Regions from separate parts of the Homo sapiens genome. Here region 2 is linked to region 1. The links are chromatin loops, found by intact Hi-C in ENCODE. Cell type or tissue: Calu3. All regions are shown on one strand.

The links. Peaks named below come from ENCODE experiments on the same cell type or tissue, not always from the same donor. Only the 100,000 strongest peaks of a DNase experiment are listed, where the experiment ranks them.
Region 2: a loop joins it to region 1, with 5 times the contacts of the local background. A loop is called at or near these places in 2 of 110 quality-filtered maps.

The regions. Positions count from the first base shown.
Region 1 is chr2:105,342,132-105,347,131 of GRCh38, reverse strand. C2orf49 (chromosome 2 open reading frame 49) reads right to left here. Exons shown (of 4, transcript NM_024093.3): 3 at 3,909-4,284; 4 at 1-1,817. The coding sequence ends at 1,761. Among named protein-coding and RNA genes, the nearest start is that of C2orf49, 7.1 kb to the right of the region's middle. In Calu3, no CTCF peak of the experiment used is centred here; a DNase peak (open chromatin) is centred at 1,960.
Region 2 is chr2:105,974,643-105,979,642 of GRCh38, reverse strand. No RefSeq gene overlaps it. Among named protein-coding and RNA genes, the nearest start is that of ECRG4, 89 kb to the left of the region's middle. In Calu3, no CTCF peak of the experiment used is centred here; a DNase peak (open chromatin) is centred at 2,292.

The DNA.
Region 1 (5,000 bases):
GCAGAATGATTAAAAACTATTGGGTTAAAGTCTTAGTATGGTACTTACCTGCAAGGCTGAATTAATTTTTTGGAAGGCTATTCAATAGCTGAACTAAAATGCTTGTTTAACAAATCAAAAGAGGAATAAGACTACTTTAAAACATATTGAAAAAGGTAAATCCCAATTTGAAGATCAATCATATAACGAAAAAAGTATGAAGTATCCTTTGCTCTTGCTTAGAAACACATAGCAGAACAGTAGAAACTAGAACTCATGAATATAAGGTAAACCCTATTTTCCCACTGATTTCCATTATACAATTGGAGTGAAAATACCACTCAAACAAAAATAAACAAAAAATCTTAGCAGGTAATTCTGTGTAGAACAGCCATGTGGGAATTGTCTATATTACAGCTGCAGGGAATCTCATGTAAGCTAGGAGTCCATCTTCCTATGTTGCACTCTGCAGTGACTTCTGACTCCAGTAGCTCCTCTATTGCCTACTCCATATTACGCTAATTTTTGCCCCTGACTGCTATGCTTCCTGGACTCTTATAAATTCTAGAATTCTACCCCCACTCCTAACTCTCTAAACTTTCTTCCATCGAATACCACCTCTAACATGATTACTCTGCCTGAAGACTTTTTAAATCAACTTCATTTTGAAAAGATTAAGCTCCCACGAGCGAGTAATAGCTGAACTCACAGAGTGAGATCACAGACTGCTCATGAAAAGAGTACGTAGGACTGCTACATGACAAGAACATTCTAAAGGATGGGCCAGGTACAGAATCGACCAGTCAACTCATAATATATGTATCAATTGTTACAACTTCAAGGAAAGGAGCAATAGCAAGCACTGATTCCTTTTTGCTTTTTATGGGAAGAAGCAATGTAAGCAATTAAAGAACAGCATTTTTATCTGTATATTCTGAATAGTTTTCCAGCACTACTACAAAGATGCTTTTCTTGGTGAACATTTAAGGATGAATGTTGCAGTATTTACTAAAATACTGTGATAAATTGGTATATGCTTCTGCTTTGTAAAAGAAATAAAATGGCAGGCAAACTAGTAAAATATTTGAGTTTTTAAAAAAAATCTCAAAAATCTCAAATTTCCCCCAAAGACTCTGAACAAGGCTAATGAGAGTAACTCCGAAAATTCACTGAATGCTTTTTTTTTTTTGAGATGGAGTTTCGCTCTTGTTGCCCAGGCTGGAGTGCAATGGTGCGATCTTGGCTCCCCGCAACCTCCGCCTCTCAGGTTCAAGCGATTCTCCTGTCTCAGCCTCCTGAATAGCTGGGATTACAGGCATGCACCACTATGCCCAGCTAATTTTGTATTTTTTAGTAGAGACGGGGTTTCTCCATGTTGGTCAGGCTGGTCTCAAACTCCTGACCTCAGGTGATCTGCCCACCTCAGTCTCTCAAAGTGCTGGGATTATAGGCGTGAGCCACTGCGCCTGGCCAATTCAATGGATGCTTTATAGCACATTTGTAGCTAATAATTTCAGTAGGGTCAATATAAATGACATATACTAAGCCATTGGTTTAAAAAGATATTCTTTCCTAATCAGGGCAAGACAGGCAAGAATTTTAAAAAAGGAAGGGAGGGAGGGAAGAAGGGAAGGAAAATAAATCCTTTATTTTTTTAAACCTATTTGAAACCTCTTAAGAAAATTCCACAATAATCAGGATTTCTGTAAATATTGTCAATATATATGAACATATTTGAAAAACTACAGTTACAGTATATTTACATTTTTGGAAACTTTTCTTCAGGGCCAAGTAACATGTTGTATCTTCCTTTTTGCTTGTGGGGGCTTCAGGTTATTCTGAAAGACATGAACAGAAATCAGTTTATACTTGCAGAAATATCAGAAAACAACTAAAATGAACATTTCAAACAACCAAGGTTTACTATTAATGTATTAATGGAAGATCACTGCTGCCATCTGGTGGGAATATATTTAAAGAAACAGGGGTGAGTTCTCTAGCTCTGTGGTTCTCAAATGTGTGTAGTTTAGAATAACTTAGAGCACTTAAAAACATGCCCCAGGCCTGGTCTTATCACAGAACCAATTAAACCAGAATCCATAAAAGGTAGGGGGATAAGGCTCTGACTTCTTTTTGCTTTTTTTGGAAGCTCCTCAAGTGATGTTAACATACAATCAGAGTTGAAAACCACTGACTGCTCCAGATCTGCTTTCTCCCTGTCCAGCCTATCTCCTCCATCAACTTTACAATTTAACAATCCAAAGTCAATGCAAATAGGCTGGGCAGGTGGCTCACGTCTGTAATCCCAGCCGAGTCAGGTGGATCACTTGAGGTCAGGAGTTTGAGACCAGCCTGGCCAACAGGTTTGGTGAAACCCTGTCTCTACAAAAATAAAAAAAAAAAAAATTAGCTGGGTGTGGTGGCAGGCGCCTATAATCCTAGCTACTCGGGAGGCTGAGGCAGGAGGATTGCTTGAACCTGGGAGGCGGAGGTTGTAGTGAGCTGATATCTCACCACTGTACTCCAGCCTGGGAGACAGAGCAAGACTCTGTCTCAAAAAACAAACAACACAACAAAAACACAAAGTCAATGGGAAATGTTAATAAGAAGAAAAAGATTTATATGTGGGCCCTACATAAAAAAGAATCTTTTATCCTTAGTGTTTCACATATAGCTCTCTCACACTCTCTCTCTCTATATATATATATATCTCATATCTATAAAACAGTAAAATTTTGTAGGGTAGAGAAATGCTGTTTAAGAGCCTGGAAAAAAAAAATTCTCTGAGGCTTACTCCTTATGGCAATATTTGAGATGTGGCTTTATTGTTCTAACTCTTATCCCACACCTTCCTCCTCTCTCCCACAAAGGTAGCTGAAAGGAGTATGGACGAAGCATGGCCTCCAAAGTGTGTGCCCTGGGATCAAACAAACCTAAATTCAAATCGCAGCCTGGTGGCTTACTAATAACTCTGGAATTCTGGACAAACTTATTTAAATTTACTAAGTTTCTGTTTCCTTATCTGTGAAATAGGAATAACGAAGATGCCTACTTCATAGTTACTGAAAGGATTCAATGAACTAATAAAAGTAAAAAACTCATGACCAGTCAGGTGGTTTTCTTTTTCCAGTCTACTATTTTAGAATGTTTGAATTTTCTGAGTTTTGATCCCTTTGATACATGATTAGATGATAATAATAATAAAGGCAAAGTATTCTACAGAATAATGGCTATTAAACTACTAGGTATTTAAAAGTAAAAGCACTTTTCTGAAGCGCCTATATATATTTTATATTATATATATATAAATCATCTCACAAATTAAACTCTAATACATTGTGTTAACTGCACTAAATGTGCCAACAAGCATCCAAATGATTCAACATAGTGGAGCACAACATAATAGATTTCCCCAACTTCTGCTATCCCCACAAAGCTAGGTAAATTGAGCAGTAGGCGAGGCAAGTGGTAAATCTTAAAAAGATTCTGGTGTCTGGTGTGGTTTTAAGGTATGCACAAACAGACAGACTTAAGGTCAGGCCCCAAATGCTACTTAATAAATGTGTGACCCTGGACAAATTACTTAATGTTCTAAACCTTGCTAATAAAGGAATATTTATCTGTTTTAGTTCCAAGACAGTTAAAGGAACTAAATGAGAAAAATCTAGGAAAACTGCCTAACAGATCCTCTCTCTACGTATTTTAAGCAGAAATAACTTGAGTGAACTTTTAAAAACATTAATCACCATGGATTTTTAAATTCCAGGATTCAAGTACTGGAGTAATAAGTTGTATTATACAAATCAGACAGACCATCAAAAGGGTTCAAGAACAGAATGTAGCACAGTCGACCCACCTCCCGTCATGAGGCAGACTGCTCAAGTTTCATTCAGACCACTTACCAGCATGGAAACCACCCCCATACTTACCATGGCCTCTGCCTCTTCTTTAGGAGCAGCTCTCTTTAACTTCACTGGAGTAGTTCCAACAGGGGACAATGGTGGCGACTTCACAGGGCCTGAAGGACTTTTCCTATGCGTTAAGTCATGGTTCTGTTTAGCGTCATTATTATTGTGTTCCGTTTTATTGTTCACAGGCAAATTGGAAGACAAAATTAGGGGTGAAACACTCGAAGAGGAATTTGATAATTTTCTAAAGGCATTACTGGTAAAGCTTGCCTGCGGGGGAGGCTTCAGTCGATCATTATCTCCATTCTCTGTCTTTTTCACTTTTATGCTTGTACTTGTTGAACTTCCATCAAATACGATGAGGGGTCTTTTCCTTAACCCATCTACAGTGCTACTCCTGAAATCAAAGAGATGCACTCTTGAAAAATACCATCTGGAACGGCAAACCAGTTCACTGGGATTCAAGTTAAAATAAGCAGTAAACAAAAAGATTTTCTGATAAGACTAATCTGAGACTATTAAAAATGAAATTTTCTATGTTCATTCTAAATGAAAGAATTTCCTAGTGTTTTATTTCAAAGTTTAAAATATTTATGTACAAGAAATTCAAAGTTAGCTTTCATGTATACACAACATGCAGCTATTTTTAAAACATCAATTAACCATCTAGCCCTGGAACTTAAAATGAGATTTCCTAGTTAAAAAACAAACACCAGCTTATTGATAGGGTTATCTTAACCATGTAATCAGTTATTATTTTAAAAGGATGATAAACTATAAAACTATACCAAGACTACCACAGCAGCAATCTACAAATGGGGCACAGCATTCTACTCCATTCAGCAAAGGTCTCTAAAGCCAAGACATTTTCTAAACTAATCGTAACTGGACATTTGTACAAGTTCAATTGTAAAATCTGGCAAGTGTCTCATACTTACCTTCTGGAAATCTAATTTCCACTCTTAATAGTAAAGGTTAATAAGGAAAGCATTCATTTGTTTATTACTTATTATACCTCAGATAATATCTATATCACCTATCTCACAGATGAATTGAAAAAAAATTTATTTTTGAGACGGAGTTGCGCTCTTGTTGCCCAGGGTGGCGTGCGAT
Region 2 (5,000 bases), 630 kb before region 1:
ATTGCAAGAAGACACGGGTAGTGAAAATAAAAGTGAGAACTCCCACTAATGAGCGAGGTTCTCAAAGGGGGGGAATAAGAGAGGAGACCACCCCTCATATTGTCTTATGCCCAATTTCTGCCTCCAAAGAAAGAAGAAGTAAAAAAACTAAAAGGCAGAAATGATATCCACAGGCAGACAGCCTGGTGCCACACCCTAGGCCTGCTTAAAGATTGACCCCTGACCTAACTGGTTCTGTTATCTATAGATTCCAGACATTGTATGGAAAATCATTGTGAAAATCCCTGTCCTGTTCTGTTCCATTCTAATTACCAGTGCATGCAGCCCCCAGTCATGTACCCCCTGCTTGCTCGATCGATCACAACCCTCTCACATGGACTCCCTTAGAGTTGTAAGCCCTTAAAAGGGACATGAATTGCTCACTCGGGGAGCTCGGTTTTTGAGATTTGAGTCTCGCCGATGCTCCTGGCCGAATAAAGCCCTTCCTTCTTTAACTCGGTGTCTGAGGGGTTTTGTCTGTGGCTCATCCTGCTACAGAGGCAGGAGAATCACTTGAACCCAGGAGGTGGAGGTTGCAATGAGCCAAGATTGTGCCAGTGCACTCTGGCCTGGGCAACAGAGTGAGAAACAGTCTCAAAAAAAAAAAAAAAAAAAAAAAAAAAAAAAAAGAAGTAACATACCATCACTTCTGTTGTCTTCTGCTCACACAGACTGACCCTGACACGTGGGAGGGGTCATCCTAGAGACTGGCAACCACAGCCCATGCTTTGGCCACCAGTGATTCATGTTCCTCTGCATGATAGACACACCAGCCCTACCTAGATCTTCCCCCTTGCTCCCCCAGCAAAATCTTATCCCCATTACAGAATCAGCTCAAAGTCTGAAATCTTACTCTCAAAATCAGATCCAAGTGTTGAAGAAGTTCCTCAGGTGTAGTTCCTCAGACATAATTCTCAATCTGAAAACCTGTGACATAAGAAGACAAGATATCTGTCTGTCCTGCACACACCTGACATTGGTGTAACAGGCAGGGAATAACTGTATAAACATTCTTGTTTTGAAAGAGGGAAAATGGGAGCAAAAGGGAGTCATTGTCCATAGCAGTCCCTCTGGGCAATGGTGGGAGTCCCTTTCTCAGGACTCAGTCCTACACTGCCCAGCAATAGCTTCATAGCTCTTAATTCCATTTTCTGGGCTCTTGGACCCACCTCTGAGTCATCTATTTTTTTTCATGACAGGTACTATGTATGGGTTTTTCAGCTTCTTCTGCTTAAGAGATCCGAAGTTCTCTCTTCTTTGTGAACTGTCTGTGTCAGTCCAAGCTAGAGGTGTTTCTGGTGATGTAAGTCTCTTAAAAACATTGTGGGTCTCATGTGAATCTCACTGGGGTTTACTCCATTAGACAAAAGTGACACCCCCAATTCTCTTCGATGTAAGTCCTTCTCCATTTTGGATTTCTGCTGAGGAACAGCTTCCTTAAGCATCGTAGAAGCTCTCTTGTGTAATGGAGAGGATCTGTGAAGCATACATTTAAAATTTTAGAGGGCCTTTTGTCTGGCTTAATGGTATTCAGAGGCACAATCTTTGATCATTCTGAGGTCTTAACAAAGGATTTTTCAGTCACACACTTGGCTTCATCTCTGAACTATGCTTTGCTGAGAGTTTCCTGTGTTTGATCTTTGCTCAGAAGCCATTTCTTAATTGTAGCATCAATTGCCATCTGAAGAGGCTGGGAATCTTCAAAAACAGCAAATTTTGACTCCTTTCTCTTCAGTGTATCTCTCTTCTCTCATATTTTACCATAAGCAATAAGAAGACACCAGGCAGTACCTTCAACTCTCTGCCTTGAACAACATCCTTGGCTAGATCACCCAGTTTATTAAATCATCTCCTAACTCCTGAATTACTGCATGCAGTGGTGTTGCTCAGTTTTCTACCACCACATAACAAGGACCCCATTTTCTCTCACATCCAATCAAATTTTCCTCACTTTCCTTTATGCCCCTATCAGTCACCTCCTCAAATTCAAATGCTACTGACAGCCTGTCCCAAGCAATTTAGGCTTTCGTGAATGCTTTCCGTAAGGCCTCCCAGCTAGTGCCCACTGCTTGGTTCTAAAGACACTCATGTTTTAGGTATGTGTTGTAGCAGTGCTCTACTTCCACATACCAAAATTATTATTAGTCATCTCTTGCTGAGTAACCTCAACACAGAGTATCTAGAGATAACGACTGTTTTTATTACAAGGTTTCTGAGTCAGGAATCTGGGAGTGGCTTTTGTGGGTGGTGCTGGCTCAGGGTCTCTGATAAGATTGCAATCAAGCTATAGCTGGAGCTGTAGCATCTGAGTGCTTGACCGGGGCTGGGGATCACATACTTGCTGGTAGGAAGCTTCAGTTCCTTGCCACGCAGGCCTCTCTATAGGGCTGAACATGACATGGAGGCTGATGTCCTCCAGAAAGCATATTCCAAGGGGCAGAGGAGAGTGAGGGCAAGACAGAAAGAAGTGACATGACTTGGTACAGCATGGGAGGTGACACACAAAGACACTATGGAAAGTGGAGATCCTTACAGGCCAGGTGGCAATCATGCTAATTGCTGACACCTGCTTTACTGCCAACCCCCCACAGCAGGCCCCCAGCAGGTCCTCGAGTCTGCTCAGAGCTTGTCTCAGATAGACCCACTACTAATATCAAGGGGCTGGACTGCTTCCTCCTGTGAATGTTGTACACATAATTTTAATGTAACAATTCACCTTTTAAATATAGCCGTAAGCTATTTTCTCCACTTTACTGCCAGAAGGCAATGCTCTCTGAGGACTTCACATGGCAAGGAGGCCTAGTGGATACCTAATTTTCTCCCATAGCAGCAGGACACTCCCAACTCTGCAGTCTGACTTGTGCATCTGAAGTTAATATGGGATCAACTTATTGTTGGAGAGAGCCATCCTGACAGTGGCACAACTGTGTGCACTTTTTTTTTTTTTTTTGAGACGGAGTCTCACTCTGTTGCCAGGCTGGAGTGCAGTGGCGGGATCTTGGCTCACTGCAATCTCCACCTCCTGGGTTCAAGCGATTCTTCCACCTCAGCCTCCTGAATAGCTGGGACTACAGGTGCGCACCACCATGCCCAGCTAATTTTTGTATTTTTCGTAGAGATGGGGTTTCAGTATGTTGGCCAGGATGGTTTCAATCTCTTGACCCCGTGATCTGCCTGCCTCGGCCTCCCAGAGTGCTGGGGGATTACAGGTGTTAGCCACCGTGCCCAGCCACTGTGTGCACCTTTTACTTTTGAGTACAAAAGTTCTGGCTAGTCCTGCATCAAAGTGTTGCATCGGAACATGCAACATAAGAGTCTCCCTGGCTGGGCGTGGTGGCTCATGTCTGTAGTCCCAGCACTTTGGGAGGCCGAGGTGGGCAGATCACCCGAGGTCAGGAGTTTGAGACCCGCCTGGACAACATGGTGAAACCCCGTCTCTACTAAAAATACAAAAAATTAGCCGAGTGTGGTGGCGCGCAACTGTAGTCTCAGTAACTGGAATGGCTGAGACACGAACATCACTTGAATTTGGGAGGAGGAAGTTGCAGTGAGCCCAGACTGCACCAGCCTGGGTGAAAGAGCGAGACTCCATCTAAAGCAAAAACAAAAACAAACAAACAAACAAACAAAACCATCTTCCCAAGGCACAGGTGCTGAAGAGACTGTTCTTCATTCAACTCTCCAGAGGGGAACATGAGGGTTCTTTCTGGGGCTTGCCCATGCAAGGAGATCTCATCCTGGATTCAACTGCCCCCTCCCTCTCCAGGTCAAACCCTTCAGGCAAGGAGCCAGGGGCTTCTCTGTGGATCTGGGCAGGCTGGAGGTCCCAGGCCTGTATGGGGAGACAGGCCTCTGTTAAGGCAGCCTGTGGGAGTGCACATTCTTTGGGGAAGCCCCATATGAATTGCAGGGAACAAGGGAGCTGGTGCAGCCCATGAAAATATTTGTTTTTAATTTTCTTGATTTTTTAGACCATAGAAGTATTACATGTTTGTTCACATTTTAAGTATTACATATATAAAGCATAAATTCTTACACAAGAGTATAATATTCTAGCATTTTGTTCATGTGTGTATGCATATATATGTTTATATAATTTTGAAATATTCATTTAGCAGATACTTATGTGTGCTGCACACTGGGGATATAATAACAAAACAATCAGACATTATAGAGCTTACATACTTATCTGGAGAGAAAAGCAATAAGCCTAATAAATGAAAAATTATGTAAGATATGAGAAGAAACTAAATGTTCTGGGGAAATTAAGCAGGGAGAAGGAGAAGGAAAGGCAGAGTGAGAGAGGATTAGTTTTGAATAGAATGATTATGAAAGGCAGCACTAAGACGGTAACATTTGAGCAAAGACCTGAAGGAGCAAACCATGTGAATACCCAGGGCAAAAATCATTCCAGGCAGCAGGACCCACAGGTACAAATGTCCTGGGGCAGACACATCTGGTGAGTTCAAGGACCAGTTACAAGGCTGGCATGCCTGGAGCAGAGAAGGCAGAGGGGAAGGAACAGGAAGAGAGAGTCAGAGAGGTGTTGGGTGGCAGGAAAGGGGAGGCATTTGAAGAGTCTTGTATTTTACTCTGAGAGAGATGAAACACCATTGAGGAATACAGAACAGAGAAACAACATGATCTGACTTCAGCTTCAAAAAGATCACTGTGCCTGCAGGTGACCACAGACTGTAGGAAGGTAAGGCAGAGGCAGAGACCAGTGAATTTAACCTTCTGGGCTCAGGTACAGAGGAGGTGGGAGGTCAGATTTAACCAGGGTTGGGATTTAGCTGAATGAGACAAATTGAGAAAGAGACAAAGGGACAGAGGCTAACACAAGAATGGGAAAATGATTGGCACTACGGCCCATCAGGGCTGGGGAAGAGGGAAGTGAGGCCGGGGAGAGGGAGAAAAGATGGTGGGACCATGGGTTAGAAGGGGTGTCTAAGTGGTAGAAG